2 separate regions of the Homo sapiens genome follow, and region 2 is linked to region 1. A link is an interaction called in ENCODE POLR2A ChIA-PET data of the cell type or tissue named here. Cell type or tissue: PC-3. All regions are shown on one strand. Each heading gives the region's core, and the rest is flanking DNA. Links, peaks and the distances in the headings are about the cores only.

Region 1 (9,721 bases), core at 742-8,741:
ACACCATTTATATAAAGCTTTTCTTTGTGTAAAGTTAGCTGAGATTTTACTTAGTGTACTGACAGCAATAAAAACTTAAATAATAAATTTCAGAAATGGCATGAGTATTCATTGAAATTGAGTGTCCCTAAGCATAAACACAGGCAAACTTGGAAAGAAAAACAATGGTCAAAGTATAATTCGATAAACGATAATTTTGTAAGTGCAATTCAGAGCATACCTACCTATTTGTTTCCCTAAATTCATAACACTCTGAAATAACCTTTTGGCAAACTGTTGACCATTGTGGATGGTGGGCCCTGGGTTTGTGGAAGGTCAATGAACTACTCTCTGTATATTTATGTATAGATGAAAACTTTTACAATAAAAAATTATACAAAATGTCAATTATCTACAACTTCTGAACCTGTAACACAGATCAGCAAACTGTGAGTCAAATGTGGAAAATTTTACTGGAACACAGCCATGCCCATGTATTTACATATTGTCTATGACTACTTTCATTCAACAATGGTAGAATGTAAAAGTTGCAACAGAGATCTAAAATATTTACCATCTGTTCCTTTACAGAAAAAGCTTGCTAACATTCGATTTATAATATGAGTAACATACACTTTAGTACTATATTTGACCAAGAAACTATAACAAAGGTTTTGAATGATATGTTAGGATTTCTCAGCGAAGTTATTAAAATCCCTAACACATTGATTCAGTCAAATGTCTTTAGAAAAAAAATTAAAAGGATTCCCTAACAATACAAACAGCATTTTACTAGTAATGAAAATTGAAAAAGTCTTTTTGTACATAAAATATATGGAAAAGATTTTATTTACATCATAAAAGTTAGTATCTTTTGTCTTAATTTTAAAACAATATTTTAAGCTCTTACTTTACACATATCTTTTAGGTCATTAGCATACTTTGCTAATCTCTATACTTCAAGAATGAAACCATTAGAAATCCAATTCTCTTCTTATACCTGTTCTCCCTTGTTATAATTTGAGGAGAAATATTTATCCCCAAAATATGATACAAGATTCCTAAATATGGAAAAAAAAAGAGGGAAATCATAATCATACTATTTTCCTAGATCTGTTTCCTATTCCTACTTAGTAATATCCCTCTTGCCAAAAAAAAAAAAAAAAAAGAAAGGAAAGGATGTCTTTTGCAAGGGGCAGAGGGAAATGTAATTCAATTTTCATTATGAAAGGCTTATGGCTAGGCTAGACAGATGTTCAATGCTAAAATGCCACTATGATTCTCCCAAAAACCTTTGGACTAATCTATAAAATCATAATCTTTCTTGAAAACTCAAGTCAAGTGAAGTGACGAAAGAAAAATAAGTGAAAATCTTTTCACTGTCTAATATTAGGGGACAGGGAAATAATAAAATATCTACTTTAGGTATTTTATTCATTTAGATGTAAAATCAACAGACCAAGTATTTTGACATCTTTGTAATAATTTTTTGCCCCAATATTTTCTAATTTAATTTGGTAGAATAGACTGCACAAAGTGCAAAAAAAAAAAAAAAAGTTCTTTTTCTCTAGAATCTAGCACAGTTTGATTTTTGATTAGACTATAAAATCTGCCTTGAAACTTATGTAATGACTTTCCATGAAAGTTATCTAACGCACTGAGTTATAACTTGGATATCATTATGTTGTAGATCACAATAAACTGTCCTTTTCCTTATAGTAGCTGTGAGTTGGTTAAATTAAGTATTTTTCTTATTTTACCTAACTGACATTGTATATGAAGTCAGGTCCTTTACCTGAGCAGCTCAATTTGGTTTTTATGACTGTTTACTTGGATCGGGGTTATTGCTTATACTGCTAACTGTAAAAACTAACTACTATTTTACATATGTGAACTATCACATAACATTTCTCTTTAGCTCTGCTTCAATAAACTTTAGGTTTCATAAGAACAACAAACAACTCAGTAAGGGATAAGGCTACGGTTAACTGCCGTGCAATACAGTTAATCTTATGATTTATTAGATGTCGTTTTTACAATCTATCTTATACTCCAAAGAATATAACTCCAACCATGTTTACAATAATTTTTACATATATATATGTGGGATACACATTTTTTAAGCAGCTAAAACTAATTTACTACTGCAAGTTAAAAAGGCAAATTGAAGCTAATTAGTGCTAAGTAGTGTAACTACATCATACTGGATACAGATTAAAACACTATTCCAAACTTATAATAAGTCATAAATGGTCAATTATACAAAGCACGTTAACTACACTTAAAAGACCTTCCTGTGATTACTGTCATACAATAACATAAAAAGCAAAATCGATGACTATAATGCAATCCCAGTTCAATATAATCCATTGTTTCTATGGAATGATTTGGCAGTATTTTAGAAGTAACGAATTTAGAACAAGCTCACAAAGTTAAGATATGAAGCCATATGCATTATATAGTCTAATCCAACGTCAGGTTAATTATAAGCTAATTCCAGCATCAAAAAAAGAATATGCCTTTCTGAATGACTAATGATAGCAATACCGGACGTTGTCCTACAATGAAAAACATTTATATTGGCACTATTATCTTTCAAATCAAAATCACCACTCTGAGAATCACTTTTTGGATGTTAACCTAGACATCACATAGCTGACTTAAAAACCTAGGACTCTACCATAACAGATCACGTTTGCAGGATTTTGATTTTTTAAAAATTGGGATAAAACATCCTTACATGAATATAATTAAGAAAATCTAGGTTGTTTCTAGCCTTTTTGAAGCAGTAAATCATATTACTATTTAGTAAGTACACCACTGATAAATTTCTACTAACAGAAAATATTTCTTTTCTTATGTAATTCAATTTCTCACAATGAAAACATCTGCGTAAGACTGGAATATGTATGTTTACATGGCATATGATTGGCAGCTCTATAATTGTGATAAGCTATGTGGGCCATCGTTTCTATGGCAACAGTCTAACTGTCCATTCTTACCTGCTTTCTGGTCATCCACTGTATTGAGTTTAGTCTCGTCAGCTACTGTTAAAAGGTAAATGTATAATAGTTAGCCCAGTTAGTTCCCATAGCCCACCATGCTTCCACCATTCCCAGATCTTTTTAGTTAGGTGACGATCCTCAGCTAATATTTCATGCAAATACTATGAAACATCAAGCAAACATTCATAATCAAAAAAGGAGGAAAAAAAAGCAGTGTCTCCATGCAATATGCCAGTCATTTCATTTCACAGACATGTGTGTTATATGTTAGCATATCATAATTAGCCAAGGCAATGCATCACCAAATTTTTCTTTATGCGTATGATAAATTAATGCTTTTAGTCTTGGAATACAAACAGCCACCAGAGAACAGCATAAGTTACAGTTGATTAACAAAGGTTTTAAATCATTCAGTGTATAAATATAATTAATTATTTTACTTTTTTTTTGGTGGATTTGGATTTAAAGAGACACTACCTGATTGGTGTTTGAACAACTATGATTATTTTCCTCCTCTCATTTGCTCCTAAATACTTTCTATAATAAATACTCTCAAATTATTACTTTGATTAAATGCCTTAATTATCAAAATATGAAAGCTTCCAATAAATAAACCTTAAAGAACAGCAATGAAAGGAAGACATCATGAAGTAACCAAATTCTAGACATGGATTGAGATAATGGTTTCTCTCCAAAATTTTCTCTTCTAGTTCAAAAATCCCACAACCAACCAAATACAATTTCAATGAAATTGGTTTTAAATAGCCAAAGTGTTAAAACATTTCATTTTGTAAAATAAAGATACATGGACATAGCATGATATGCATATGTGTTTGTTTCCATTCTCTTAAGAAAACATATATATTAACATATTGCATATTATGTAAACATGCCACTTATGAGTAATATCGTTATCTCAAACTGGGAGAAAAACTAATTTTTGCCAAATTGCCACATTTCACATTTATTTTCTCTATTGCTCAAAGTAAACAGACATCTGCTTGGGACCATCAATTTTATCCTGAAAGCATTTAAAACTTATTTAGATAAAGATTCATGGAGATTGTACTCACTACCTAAATCCATGCTTTTTGATTTTCGTGTTTTAACGAAATCCAATTGACTGGCATCTGAAAATTGCTTTGTGCGTTTTTCTGACATACTCTGACGTCCAAATCCTTCTCGTTGAAAAGCAAGAACTGGATCAACATCTGGACTCAAAGAGCTGGAGTGAAGAAAAAATAAAAATAAAAATATTTACTAAAAATAGCACGCATCCATTTTAGGGAGGTTCATACATACCTGCAAGTGTAAATATACATATGTATATTCCTCAAGAAAAATTCAACTAAATAATACAAATACAGTCCATTAAAAAAAAAACTGTGGCTGTATAGAAAGTGATAGAAAAATACAAAATTAATTTAACTTTTAGAGTAACTCTTTCTCCATGTGAATTTTCTCCTTCTCTACTTTCCTCTCTGTTTCTTCACTCTATTTGACAATACAGAATTATTTCAAGATGATCATAAAAAATGAGCCTGATATTAGAACAACTGAATTTTTCAGGAAACCTGTCATATATTATATACAAACACTAGCAGCGAACAAGTGACCATATAAATTGTAACTAAATAGAAGTTTCAAAAAGAGTACATTCTAGCCTTCTTATGTATCTTTTATGTTGTGTTTTAAGGAAAGAAAAAAAATGCCATTATGGCATGCCATTTCATAAGGCTGCAGTTTCTCTGAAATATTAAAACAAAGAAATCAATTCAACAAACATTTATTAGAACCTATTCTGATTAAGGCATTGTGCCAGGTACGTAGATCCAAATAACAGATAAGAAAGATTCCCTGTACTCTATGAGCTCATAAGAAAAATACTAAACCAGAAGTCTGAAACAGATGCTGAGGATGCATAGATGAGTGAATAAACAGTATATGAGAATCAGGAAGAAAATGACTAAGTTTAGATGACATTTGATTTGGGTGACACCAACACAGTGGCTCAAGCGGGCATGATAAGGAAGCATATGGCAAATCCCTGGTAACAGGATGCCTTCTGAAGTGTTCCTCCAACGCAAGTGGTTGAAGATGTCCCAGAATCACTCCTGTTTGTAAAAATCTGTGAACACATTCTAAAGTGCTATAAGGTGTTCTAGCCACAGTTCATAATATGAAAAGGGTTTTCTCTGTGCTGGGCACATTGGGTAAGTAAGTATACTAGCTCTACTATATCAGGTCCGGCCACCTTGCCTATCTGGCCAGGTGAGAGAACATCCCTCTACAGCTAACTGAGCACACTAAAAATGCCCAGGGCTCCTTCCACTGTCAGCTGAATTTATGATAGTCTTCCTCATGTTTCTGATGGAAGCAAGCTTTTCCAACCCTTTATGGCCTTATAAGAACTATCATCCATACTAGTAAAAAAACAGTCAACCTTTGGATGTACATCAGAAATTTAGTTGCGATTTACTGTGCATGAAATGAGAGTTGGCTCTTAAAGAGCTATGGTAAAAGTTTGAAAAGTAAGATAGCAGGCAAAAGCCCTGCCACTGGGTAGGGTGACTTGAAATGTTTTGAGCTCATTATGTATTAAATATGCTCAATAAAGAGAACAGTTGTCTCATTCACTTAAAAAGCTAACAAGAGAATTCAGCAACCTAAGGTGAAAGCCCCATGTAAATTGCTAACTACTAAACAAGTCAGTCATCACCCAATGAAGACTATCTCAAATTATCAAACACAAATTATGATGACAGACATCTACCCTCAGATGCCCCTTCACATACTACTATGCTTAGGTGTAAATGGCTTATATGATGAGAGCACATACACCCAAGTGAAAAAAACACACTTCTAAAAGTAAAAAATCAAAACCCATATGATAAGAAATATGACACAATCTTGCAACAGCAAACTCTAAATAATATATTTCCAATAATTCTTTTATATATTGTCAGTGGATCTCTTCAGTCACTCTGCACATGCTAACCAATTCTTTTTACCTCTTCTAGAATAATTTAAAACTTCAACTCCCTACTTGGGAGGCTGAGGCAGGAGAATGGTGTGAACCTGGGAGGCGGAGCTTGCAGTGAGCCAAGATCGCGCCACTACACTCCAGCCTGGGCAACAGAGCGAGACTCCGTCTCAAAAAAAAAACAAAAACAAAACAAAAAAAACCTCAACTCCAATACTGCACCAAACTTGTAAACAGAATGCATTTGAAATACAGTGTTAGTAGAAATAAATTGTTGGTAAAAGATTTTTCAAAGAAATACAAATTGTCACTGCCAATCTCGCCTGAAAACCACATATTGGTGCACCTTTAATTTTATATCCTCTAAAATTATGTTACCATTAAGATTAGAATTTTGCTGTTATTTCCTTTCCCCCAGAAACACATTATTAATGTTCTCTCAATTGATTAATGGATTGAAAATAGTATATTCTATAAGTAAACAAGTAAGTTTAGCCATTTGACATGGCCTTCGACAACTGTGCAGTGAACTACATGTACAATTTAAAATGTCAAATGAGTTTGTGCATTAGTAAGAGTCTTAAATAACTAAATATTCTTAAACTATGACAAAATTAATTCTTCCCTATCAATATTCCCACTAAACTTATTTCAGACACAATAAACGGTACACTGGAATATTTAACAAGTTAGATGGCAGGAATGACAGCTGATTCTTTAAAGAATGTAACCATATCCTGACCCCTAATGTTATTAAAATTCCAGTTATTAATCCTGTCTTATTGGCCTTTTGTTTTCATAGCATTTTCATCAAGGATTAGGGAAGATATTGTCAGGCTGGAAAAGCTTGCATTTTCTGCTGTGATTCAGAACAGCTGGCATTCTTGTTTGGATAACCCTTCATTCATATTATTTTCTTTGCCCCACATTCCCCACAGCAAAATTATCCAAGTCCTCACCATTTTGCAAATCCCCCTTAGGGAAATTAATGCCACAATCTATCCCTTCTACTTATTTATCTATTTTCACTAATATACTGCTTTATAATGCCCCAAAGACTATGACCACCTCCACAATTTCTCATCATGGTAGAGATTTAAAGGCTTTTGTCCCTAAGATGAACACTGCGTCTATCTAATCCTTGCTTTCTCTGTTGTTGCTACTTTCATTTTCAGAAAGAGATATGAGACACAGCAGTCAATGTAACACCATCTGCAGATTTCAAATGGGTTTTTACTTTATATTGTAGTCTTCCCTTCTATGTTTAATCAAAAACCTCATTCAAAGATGGGCCATTATCATACAGGTTTGAGGGTAGTTCTATTTTTAAATCCTGTGCTTTCAAAAAGAGAATTTAAAAAGAAAGAAATGAAAAGCTAGAGATGAACTTTTCAAGGTCCCAAATAAGAGGTGTGATTTATTCCAAGAGAACATCTTCATAATTAACAGATAAATGAACTGTATTTTGTGTGTTCATGTGGAGAGTCAGGGAAGAGGATTGGGGGAGTGGTTCACTTTGTTAAGATCATCACTAAAAATGTTAACGCAAATAAATGCCAGTCCCCCAGACACCTCCTATCTAATATTTAATGTTGACACAAGCCAGAAAAACAGTAGGAAGCAGGAATGGCTAAGTGGTGAAGGAACAACACCATAACATTTAAATATGATTTTGCTGATATATTCATAAAAGACCCCAGAGAAAGGGCAATGAGAAAATTCTGGTACAATACTTCACATGGTTTGTGTTAATTATCACTACAACCTTGTGAGGTCGTCCCCAAGAGGAGCTCTGCTTTTGCTTATTGATGTATATAATTACTAGGCATAAACATTAAGGCACACATCCACCTTCATGAGCCACACATTGGCTCAGTAGTATCAAATGCTTTCTTCTATTTTGAAAGACACAGGAAAGAAAATAGCAGGGAGTGCCCCAGAAGTCACTATGTTAAAAGCAATTACAAAGCATTTTAAACAGTATGGTTATAGCACTCTGAAAAAAAAAAAAAAAAACACTTTAAAAAAAGCCTCCTCCCACTCTTAGAACACATCAACTCTTAGTTTTGCAAAAGTATCTAATTGTTGCCATCAATTTAGGGAGTTACCAAGAATTTATTTAATTAAAAAACAATGCATCAAATTAACACAGATGTGAAATAAATCATAAAGTGAAAGTGAAAAACAAATGAGCACGGTTTTTTGACTGGTAGTAGTTTTGTCATTGTTTTGGTTATATTACTAACTATAGCTCTTGAAGGCTAAAACAATTAAATTTACAGAGTTCGGGTATAATCTTTTATTATAAGAGTGATAAGTATATAAAAACCATGAAGACAGAGCTATTAAAAAAATGATTAACTGTATTTAGCAGTAAGCCACTTAAACATAAAATGGGACTGTAATTAATTCATGTTTTCCAACCCTGGACGATGAGCTTACCAGTCGGCTGAATCACTGATTGCAGCCTTGGCCCAAGTACCAGCATCTGCCGTCACAAACCCCACATCATCATGGGAGCTGGAAGAGGACTGGTCAGAGAGATGTGGAGGAAGCACTGGCAACCTGTCATCTTCTATAATGACAGTGTCATCTTGGGGCATATTCACTGTAGGGGACAGCTGGTATTTACCTGTCCAGTGAAAAAAGAAGAAGAGAAAATTCTAGACATCGATCAAAGTGTTACATCTATTAATTTTAATACTTTGCTATATTAGTAAAAGTCTAATTTTCCACATATCTGCTCAACCTGGTAGAACAAAACAGAATTTAGCACATTTATTTTTCATAAATGATTGTCAAACAGAGACCTCGAGTCTATTACTACCTCTGACGCTACAACTATATAGCTCAGGGCAATGCATGCAATTTTTCTGGTTTGAAGTTTCCTAAAGCCAAAGATACTCTCTCAAATGTCTTATAATGTGAAAATGCTACACGCATTCTAAACTGTGAATGTCCTTTGAAAAATTACCAGGAAATTTACAAAGAAGCCCCACTAACTTGCATTGTTTATTCATTCATTCATTGAGCAACTGCTGCAGAGCAGGTACTGCAAGACACAGTCTCTGTCCTTAAAGGACGTATGCCCTAGTGAAGGAGAAAGAATTACAAGCAGTGATAATTATATGGTGGTGTAGAGATGAGTCCAAAGCCATTCACTTGTGTTGTAATTGCCTGGGTTACTGGGGGTAGGAAGTGCTGGAAATCTTGGCAAAAGTTAACATCAGAATTAGGTTTTAAATGGTCAATATGATCTTTTCTGCCAGAAGAAATGATGATATTTATTTTAGATAGCAACAACATCATTATTAAATGCATGATGGAGAAAAGCCCATGATGCAGTCAGGTGAAACTTAAAAGATGAGTATTACCAAAAACAAAGCCTAGAAAAGGAGAGATACCTGGAGTGATCTTGATGCAAAAAATTAGGATCTGAGTGGCCAGAGGTTTTTCAGGCCATGACTGAGGATGTTGGGATGGCATACACAAGCGTGAAGGATTTTTAAAAGTCTGTATTGTATTGTTCTAGACATTTCAGCAAAGGAGAAAAATTTATTTAAATTGCTACATCTTTTCAGGATAACCCACAAAAAGTAAACTTGCTGGGGATTTCAACTGCATTCCTCATTTAACATCAACTACACTATTGTAGTAATACTGTAAGTTCACTGAAACCCCTTCTCAGCACGTTACCAAGAAAAACTTTCTCTTTGATTTCAAATGCACCCATTTTGACAAACTATGAAAATTA
Region 2 (9,721 bases), core at 728-8,727, 150 kb after region 1:
CACAGTAGACAACTGCATGGCGCACCAGTGCTGCAACTTCCATTATCAGGAACCTTTGCCCTCCTCTCCACCCACTTCAGTGTGTCCTGTACTCTACAAGTCCTCCTCAAATGACAGCACCTCCTCCAACCCATCAGATCTAGTATTTGTGTCCTGGCACCAAGTGTTTTGCGGACTCAGAGAGGGGTCTTTGAGGACAGTTTAGCAGAAAGACTGTTTCTAATATATGGCAGGATTAAGGAATGACAACAAAGGGTATAGTGCCCTCTGCTCACATGAGGCAAGGGGAGCTGTGACATTCCCCAGAGGGCCACAGCTGCACAAAAGCCACAGCCAGGAAGGCTGAATAAGCCTGCCTTTTCCATCTTTCCACTTCTGTCAATGCCCTGCTGCTGCAGTCCTTGCAGGCACAAGGCAGACGGCATAGAGCCTGGACAGTCAGTGTGAGGGGCTGGCCTCTTGGCATATGGAGCAGAGCACAGATAGGTGTGGAGGATCAAAGGAAACAATCCAGCTCAGACGTACTAGTAAAATTCCTCTGCCTCTTTCTCCTACTGCACCTTGCTTCTCCTTTTTTGTCTTTTTAGAGACAAGGTCTTGCTCTGTCACCCAGGCTGGAGTGCAGTGCAAGATCACAGCTCACTGCAGCCTGGAACTCCTGGGCTTAGTGCTCCTCCAGCCTCAGCTGCACCAGTAACTGAGACTATAGGTGGACACCACTACTCCCGGTTAATTAATTTTTTATTTTTTGTAAAAACAGGATTTCACAGTGTGGCCCAGGCTGGTCACAAACTCCTGGCCTCAAAGTGAAACTCCCATCTCAGCCTCCTAAAGCCTTGAGATTACCAGCATGAACCACCTCGCCCAACCTGTTTCTACTTTTAACAGCATCGGCCAGTTATTCAACTAGAGGACAAGTATTGACTCTATTCATTTTTACAACTCATCCACTCTAGACACACACCCCAACAAAGTAGGAACAAAATGTTTTAAAGTTGGCTAAGATATATCAGTCAGGAACAAAAATACTTCCCAATTCGTTTTTTAAATAGATGTATTCCAATATTTTATTTTTATTTTAAACTTTTATTTTAGCTACAGGGGTACATCTGCAGGTTTCTTTTTCTTTTTTTTTTTTTTTTTTTCTTTTTTGAGACGGAGTCTTGCTCTGTCACCAGCCTGGAGTGCAGTGGCGCGATATCGGCTCACTGCAACCTCCGCTTCTCAGGTTCAAGCTCTTCTCCTGCCTCATCCTCCCAAGTAGCTGGGATTACAGGTGCCTGCCACCACATCTGCATAATTTTTGTAATTTTAATAGAGATGGGGTTTCACCATGTTGACCAGGCTGGTCTCAAACTCCTGACCTCAGGTGATCCACCCGCCTCAGCCTCCCAAAGTGCTGGGGTTACAGGTGTGAGCCACCACGCCCAGCCCCTGCAGGTTTCTAATACAGGTAAGTTTTGTGTCACAGGTTTGGTGTACAGAATATTTCACCAACCAAGTAATAAGCATAGTATCCAACAGTTGTTTTATTTATTTATTTATTTATTTATTTTTATCATCACCCTCCTCCCTTTCCCTCTCCCTCTCTCCACCCTCATGTAGGCCCCAGTGTGTGTTCAGGGACTCCTTTCCTTTCATCCCCAGGGTAGAACAGAGTGGTTAAGGGGCATAAGAAATGGACATCAGAGGTGAAAAGCCTTTGACTTCTCTCTTCCTGCCTCTCAGGCGAGAGTGAAGGACCTGGCCTGAGGCAATGATGTAAATGACCAGCTACTTATCAAAACAGGCATTGGCTACTGAATCCTGTGCATAAAAACGTGGTATCCCCAGGTCCTTTGCTAAGCCAGTACAGTTCAGGGGAAAAGTTAGTTGAGCCCCTGCCAGACACATCAGGGAGTGATCTGGCCACCCAGAGAGCAAATGGAAAGCAGCAGTTCACAACAATGACTTTTCCTCTTTTATATATATTTTGGTGTCCTTATTTTGCTATGGGAGAGCTACCATCCAGCTACTTCAACCAATACATATTTGATTAGCATCTAACTAGACATCATTATCCTAGTGATTTTCAAAACTAATAAATATGGGGCCAAGATGTTGAGAGTCATTTACTGTAGAAAAGTAGAAAAAAAAAATCACTCTAAAGTGAATCCCATTCTGACCATTCATTCATTTATTTGAGACAGGGTCTTGCTCTGTCTCCCAAATGGGAGTAGAGTGGTACAATCATAGCTCACTGCAGCCTTAACTCCTGGCCTCAAGCAATCCACCCGCCACAGCCTCCTATGTAGCTGGGACCACAGGTGCCCCCCACCATGCTCAGCTACAGGCACACACCACTGTGCCCTGCTAATTTTTATCTTTTTTTTTTTTTTTTTTTTGAAGCAGCATCTTACTCTGCCTCCCAGAGTGGACTGCAGTGGCACCATCATTGCTCACTGCATCCTTGAGCTCCTGAGCTCAGGGAATCCTCCTGCCTCAGCCTCCCATGTAGCTGGACCCACAGGTGCCCCCCACCATGCCCAGCTAATTTTTTTATGTTCTGTAGAGACAGGGTCTCACTTCGTTGTCTAAGCTGGTCTTGAACTCCTGGCCTCAAGTTATCCTCCCGCCTCAGCCTACCAAAGTGCTGGTACAGGCATGAGTCATCATGCCCGACCTGGCTAATGTTTCTATTTTTTAAATTAATGGGTCTCGCTATATTACCAAGGCTGGTCTCAAACTCCTGGCCTCAAGCAGTCCTGCTGTCTCGGTCTCCCAAAGCGCTGGGATTACAGGTGTGAGCCCCTGCCCCAGGCCTCTGACCATTCAAAAAGGAACAAATCCTCTAACAGATTGCTACTCCCCAGCGACTGGCTCAGGACAGGTAAAAGGCAAATGTTAGTAAATGTCCAACAGGGACAGTTAGAAGAGTACTAAATACCATGAGAAGCCCAGATGAAAATAACTAAAGGTATTTACATACCTGGTACCAGAGACTTTCACTGAGAGAATATTATGGAATTATTTTTCTAGATTCTTTTTGTACTTTCAGAAACATACCTTAATGAGCAATGAGGAGATTGAAGCTGAGACCAGGGGAATATAAGGTGGAAAGAAACTGAGAGAAGAAAAAAGAAGCAAGTTAGAGGGAGGATAGAGGGGCATGTGAACAGGTAAGAGTGAGCTATTTTCCTTAAAATTAAAAAAAAAAAATGCAAGGTGCAGTGGCTCACGCCTGTAATCCCAGCACTTTGGGAGGCCAAGGCGGGCAGATCACCTGAGGTCGGGAGTTCAAGACCATCCTGACCAACATGGAGAAACCCTGTCTCTACTAAAAATACAAAAAAAAAAAATTAGCCAGGTGTGGTGGTGCATGCCTGTAATCCCAGCTACTCAGGAGGTTGAGGCAGGAGAATAGCTTGAATCTGGGAGGCAGAGGTTTCGGTGAGCCAAGATCGCACCACTGCACCCCAGCCTGGGCAAGAAGAGCGAAACTCCATCTCAGAAAACAAACAAACAAAAATGTGTTTCTCTTGCAGATGATAAACAAAAATGAACAAAACATGAGAAAGAAAAAAGACACTTTGGGAGGCTGAGGCAGGTGGATCACTTGAGCCCAGGAGTTTGAGACCTGCCTAGGCAACATAGTGAGACCTCGTCTCTACAAAAAATACAAACATTAGCTAGGCACAGTGGCACGCATCTGTGGTCCCAGCTACTCTGGAAGATGAGGCAGGATAATTGCTTGAGCCTGGGAGGTCATGGCTGCAGTGAGCCCATTTCATGCCACTGCACTCAAGCCTGGACGACAGAGTGAGACTCTGTCACCAAAAAAAAAAAAAAAAAGAGAGAGAAAAAAAAACAGAAAAAAGGGGGGAAGCTTATGCTATTGTTATTTATAATATTGCTTTTCCTCATATATGTGCTGAGTAGGAGATGTGCTACCTTTCTATTTCCATATGGCCAACAGCCCCAGATAGAATGTAAGACCCACAAGGGGATAGAACGTATCTTTCTTCCTCACTGTCTCACCCTCAGTGCCCAAAACAGTGCCCGGAAAACTAAATACAGTTGATTCTAGTTTTGCACAATAGTTATGTTATATAAAGTAACTGTAAACACTGAATTAGCAAATACTCAACCACTGCTCCTAGGAGAAATACAAGGTTAGGTGGAGCCTCTGACCACAACCCTGTTGTTCACCATTCAATACAGAGCCTTGCCTTAGGTGTGATCTGTATAAAGACATCTTAATTAATATATATTGCTGATTAAACTCACGGCTAACAGGACTATAACTCATACCTGAACAAAGCTTACCTAATAATATATTTTCTCCGGAAGGTATATCACAGACTAACTGTGCTTAGGAATGCTAGACATCATGTTGGTATTATGCTTGGGCGCCATTTTAACAGCAAAATCACCAGCAAAAAGCACGAAAAACATGGCACCAAATAGCCCATGAAAAGGACACTTTTTTAAAATATGAAAACCAGAGCAAGAAGGCAGTTTCCCATTCTTCAGCCTCAACTGGAAACATATTAGTCAAGTGACTCAAACTGTTTGCCATCCAACACATGTTCATGAATGAGCACAAAGGTGCCCCGAGTATTAATTTAGGAGCTACAAATAAATTTTAGCAAACAGCTAAAATCACAAATACGGACTTCACAAAGCATGAGAATTTTAGGTAAATATTTGCTAAATGAACGACTCTCATAAATCTTTAAAGGAACTATACCACTCCCTCTGTCAGATTCCATTCCAGATACTGCTCTTGTGCTTATTTTCTTCATAGGCAATCTTTTGACAGGAGTGTGCTGTTTCATTGCTCCTCTCGAGTACTCAACTAACATAGTTTTTGTTGTTGTTGTTTGTTGTTGTTGTTGTTTTGCCAAGAGTGCCATAAATGTCTTTCCCTTTATCAACCCATATTTTTGAGCCCCATGTCCCTAGGATCTCATAATATACAACATAGACCTGGTCTCTGCCCTCGTGAAGTTTTCAGTGCCCTGGAGAATGTAGACATGATCCAGCACTTCAGCGTGATCCTGCTGCTTCATAAGTACACAGCACTACAGGAACATCTAAGAGAGGCACTGTCTTTAAGAGCTTTAGCAAAGACTTCAAGTGAAAAATAACTGCTAAATTTTACCTATGAACCTTTTGCATTCTCCTGCAGGCCACCTCTTGTGGAAAGCCTCTGACCACTCCTCCACAAGCTCCTTTCGTGGCTGCCAGATCGTGTCATTGTGTTTGCCATGCTGCCCTCCTAGGTTTTAGGACCTTCCTCCTCATTGGCAACCCACTCCTAGACAACCTCACCTTTCACTGTCATATCCACAGAGGCCAGGCCCTTAAAAGTATCCGAGACAAGTCTCAATCAATTTAGAAGTTTAGGCCGGGCACAGTGGCATACATCTGTAATCCCAACACTTTGGGAGGCCAAGGCAGGCAGATCACCTTAGGTCAGGAGTTCGAGACCAGTGTGACCAACATGGTGCAACCCCATCTCTACTAGAAATACAAAAATTAGCCGGGCGTGGTGGTGCCCACCTGTAACGCCAGCTACTCGGGAGGCTGAGGCACAAGAATCCCTTGAACCTGGGAGGCAGAGGCGGCAGTGAGCCAAGATCATGCCACTGCACTCCAGCCTGGGAGACAGAGCAAGACTCTGTCTCAAAAAAAAAAAAAAGTTCATTTTTGCCAAGGTTAAAGATATGCCCCCAACACAGCCTCAGGAGATCCTGAGAACAATTGCCCAAGGTGATTTGTTACAGCTTGATTTTATACATTTTAGGGGACAGAAGTTATAAGCAGACATCAATCAATACATGTAAGGTGTACACTGGTTTAGTTTGGAAAGGTAGGACAATGAAGCAAGGGATTCCGGGTCATAGATTCAGAGCTTTTTGACTGTCAATTGGTTGAAAGAGTTAAGTTATTATCTAAAGATCTGGAATAAACAGAAAGGAGTATCTGGGTTAATATAAGGGGTTGTGGAGCCCAAGGTTCTTACTATGCAGATGAAACCTCCAGGTAGCAGGCTTCAGGGAGAATAGATGGTAAATGATTTTTAATCAGACTTAAAAAGGTGTCAGACTCCTTGCGAGAGAGATTTGTGGGGCCATTTCAAAATACATCACAGAAATATATTTTGGGGTAAAATACTTTGATTTCTTTAAGGTCCAGCTACCTGTCATTTTGTTATATATTTTATTGCTACAAAGAGACTATAATGTGGCTGTTTAAACGTTTTGGGTTTTTTTTTTTTTTTTTTTTTTTGAGACAGGGTTTTACTTTGTCACCCAGGCTGGAGAGCAGTGTCACGATCGTAGATCACTGCATCCTTGAACTCCCAGGCTCACACGATCCTCCTGCCTCAGCTTACCAAGCAGCTGGGACTACAGGTGCGTGCCACGATGAGTGGCTAATTTTCTTATTTTTGTAGATACAGTGTCATGTTGCCCAGGCTGGTCTCAAAATCCTGGGCTCAAGTGATCCTCCTGCCATGACCTCCCAAAGTGTTGGGATTAGAGGCACGAGCCAGCCTGTTTTAATGTTAATGCTGGTCAGTAATACCTGAATTCCAAAGGGAGGAGGGTATAAAAAGGTACATCCAATCCCCCTTTCCCATCATGGCCCGAACTAGTTTTCAGGTTTACATTGGTATGTTCTTGGCCAAGAATGGGTCCATTCAGTTGGTTAGGGGTCTTAAAATTTTATTTTTTGTTTACAGTCTGTTTTGGTTTTGTTTCAGGGCAATGGTGGTGGTGCCTGGCCAGATGAATGGGGCAGAAGGAAGACAATACATGAGCAGAGAAAACTGCATGTGCAAAAGCCAGACACTGAAATTCAAGAGAATTAAAGAAACTACAAGAAATTCAGTATGGCTGTACCAGATGTGATTGGAAACAATGTGATTAGAAGGTGACAAAGCAAACAAGGTAGCTTTGGATGAGGCAACTCAGTGTCTTCTAAGTCAGAGACTGTCAAAGGTTGATGTGCACAGAAACCACCTAGGAATCTTGTTAAAGAGCTTCAGTAGGTCTGGAATGGGTAGGATCTGAAATTCTGCATTTCATTGTCCTGGTGACATCAGTGCTGCTGGTCTGAGTGACCATTACCCTTTTGTGACTCTGAGCAGCAGGGCTATGTCATACTATATACATATAATTGCTATATATAAAATAAATATATTATATATGTACACATATATAATTCAGCTGTGATTTTTAAAAATGTGAACTTCATACTGGCAGTCACGGATCCTCATCATTTCTCAGCTTGATTTATTCTCTCTCTCCAGGCCTGGCCGTCTCCAAGTCATCCTCTACAAAGCACTCATGATACCTTTTGTAAACCACAAATCAGACGTCATAACTCAGAATTTTCGGTCTGCTTGGGGCACAAGACCATTTTTGTATCCTCTGTGAGCTGAACAATGTCTCTGCACCCTTACACTCAACTGGAACACTCTGCAACTACAGAAGGCCAAAGAGGCTTCCAAGTTCTCTCTTCTGGGCCTCTTCTCACTCACTCTCTTTTCTAAGGTCGGCCGGGCAGGCATTGCCATCTCTGAGAAGTTTAAAAGGTTTCTACAGACTAAGTGAAATCATGCTTGACTTCACTTAGATCTGGTACTTTCTCATCTGTCTGCCTCATTAAATTTTGTGATTCTACCCCCAGTTTTTAATCCAGCAAAGGACACCGAGAAAATGTTTGTTAAAGTGTTACTGTATAAATAAATTAAGAAAATGAATGACTTCCATCTTGAGATACAGGACTTCCATCTATCTCTGTCCTTTTCACATTGATTGTCTCAAGTATTGAAAGGGCAATCTCTGTAGCAAAGAAACAATTACAGATGTTGGAAGGCCCCAGAGAACAAAAAAAAGGGTTTTCTACCAGGAAAAGGACAAAGAATTGCCGCTTCAAATATTGGTGATAAACTCCCTGGCTAGAAATCCCATCCAGGTTTTACTTTTTTTTTTTTTTAACTATTAATTTTGCACTATGGTCCTTCATGCAGTGCTGACTCCCTTATGAGAATATCTGAGTGGGAGTCAATCTAAATTAATTCTTCACATATAATTTTATAGGTATATCTGCACCAAATTCCTCATATCACTTTCATTTTACCAATTTAGTTCAACAATCATGTAATTAAATTTTAAAATTATAACTTCATCTAACAAGTAATTTGTCTTTCAAAAATTGACATTGACTATTGATTGCATTGCAGATATTCTCTAAATGCTCAATGCCCTCTCCTTTGACATTTGTCTTCTATTATTTTATTAAGGATTCAAATACAGCAGTAACTGTCAAGCATTATTCCCCCATTTCTTTATTATTATAACCTTTACTCCACAATACTATATAAAAGCGTAATCTTTTTCTCTTACCTGGGGACTAGCAATTTGCCAATTTCATTTGCCAGTTTTCTGTCACCTCAGGATGTGCGTTTGAAGCTCCTGCACTTTACAAGATTTCATAATTATCCCAGTGTATGTTGACCATCAACAATTACTTCACAGCAGCAAGCCTCTCTACAACTATGAGGTGTTAAACTTCCACTGTAATCTCCATACTTCATTTTTATCAGAGCTGGGCTTTTCATCTTGCACATGAATTTTTTATTTTTATTTTATTTATTTATTTTTATTTATTTATTTTTTGAGACAGAGTCTCGCTCTGTCACCCAGGCTGGAGTGCAGTGATGCAATCTGGGCTCACTGCAGCCTCAACCTCCCAGGCAGAAGGGATCCTCCCACCCCTGCCTCCTGAGCAGCTGGGACCACAGGCACTGGGATGCAAATGAATCTTCATGGTACTAAAACCCTTTTTTTTTTGCCCCCGACATCTAAATCTCTTTTACTGGGGGAAGTGGGCCTCTCACGGACACGCAGAGTGCCCTCTGTGCACGGCTTGCTCGTGAGCACTGCTTCCTGTGTCCTGGGGCTTCCTAACCATGGGATGTGCAGGGCCTCAAGGCCGTCGTCCGCCTGGAAGCCCAGCACCGCTGTGGCCGGGGCTGTGGCCATGCACTTTGGCTGGTGAAGCTACACTCTCCCAGCGTCTTGCCAACATCCAAGAGCTGGTCATCCCTGTACAGCTGCTGAGGATGCCCTCGACGATGCACTTCAACTCAAACACCATGCTAGACACCCTGGCATCTGTGAAGATGGTGATGCAGTGGCACTTGATCATGAGGAACACGCTATCTCTGTGGCCACCTCTCCCTTCAGCACACATGCACGGCCATGTTCTGCCGGGTTCCCAGCAGCCAGCGCCCACAGCCCAGCATGCCATGCGCATGGCCCCGCCGCTTGCCCGCCCCACTAAAAGCTTTCTAAGGAGGTTTACAAAGTCTTTCTTCCAAAGACAAATATCTACAGCTGGGCGCAATGGTTCAAGCCTGTAATCTCAGAACTTTGGGAGGCTGAAGTGGGAAGATCATGTGATGTCAGGAGTTCTAGACCAGCCTGGCCAAGATGGTGAAACCCTGTCTCTACTAAAAATACAAAAATTAGTTGGGCGTGGTGGTGCATGCCTGTAGTCTCAGCTACTAGGGAGGCTGAGGCAGGAGGCAGAAGAATCGTTTGAACTGGAAGGCCAATAATCCCTCCAGGATGTTCCATTCTGGTGAGGACAGGACAAAGCATACACATGTGAACACAGACTACGCCACGAAGAGATCAGTGCTAGGAACAAAAATGAAGTAAAGGAT

Evidence for each region. ChIA-PET counts read pairs that join two places held together with the same protein. Peaks named below come from ENCODE experiments on the same cell type or tissue, not always from the same donor. Only the 100,000 strongest peaks of a DNase experiment are listed, where the experiment ranks them.
Region 2: POLR2A ChIA-PET joins it to region 1 with 14 read pairs; 2 of 35 experiments call an interaction of 5 or more read pairs at or near these places.

The regions. Positions count from the first base shown.
Region 1 is chr10:34,333,218-34,342,938 of GRCh38, forward strand. It overlaps PARD3 (par-3 family cell polarity regulator), which reads right to left. Exons shown (of 25, transcript NM_001184785.2): 16 at 8,410-8,599; 17 at 4,058-4,209; 18 at 2,982-3,026. Among named protein-coding and RNA genes, the nearest start is that of LINC02629, 430 kb to the left of the region's middle. In PC-3, for the core only: no CTCF peak of the experiment used is centred there; no DNase peak of the experiment used is centred there; H3K27ac peaks cover 477 bases.
Region 2 is chr10:34,479,669-34,489,389 of GRCh38, forward strand. All of the region lies in intron 3 of PARD3 (par-3 family cell polarity regulator), which reads right to left. It also overlaps the pseudogene ELOBP4. Among named protein-coding and RNA genes, the nearest start is that of PARD3, 330 kb to the right of the region's middle. RefSeq lists enhancers at 4,958-5,458, 5,459-5,959, 9,125-9,661. In PC-3, for the core only: no CTCF peak of the experiment used is centred there; no DNase peak of the experiment used is centred there; H3K27ac peaks cover 335 bases.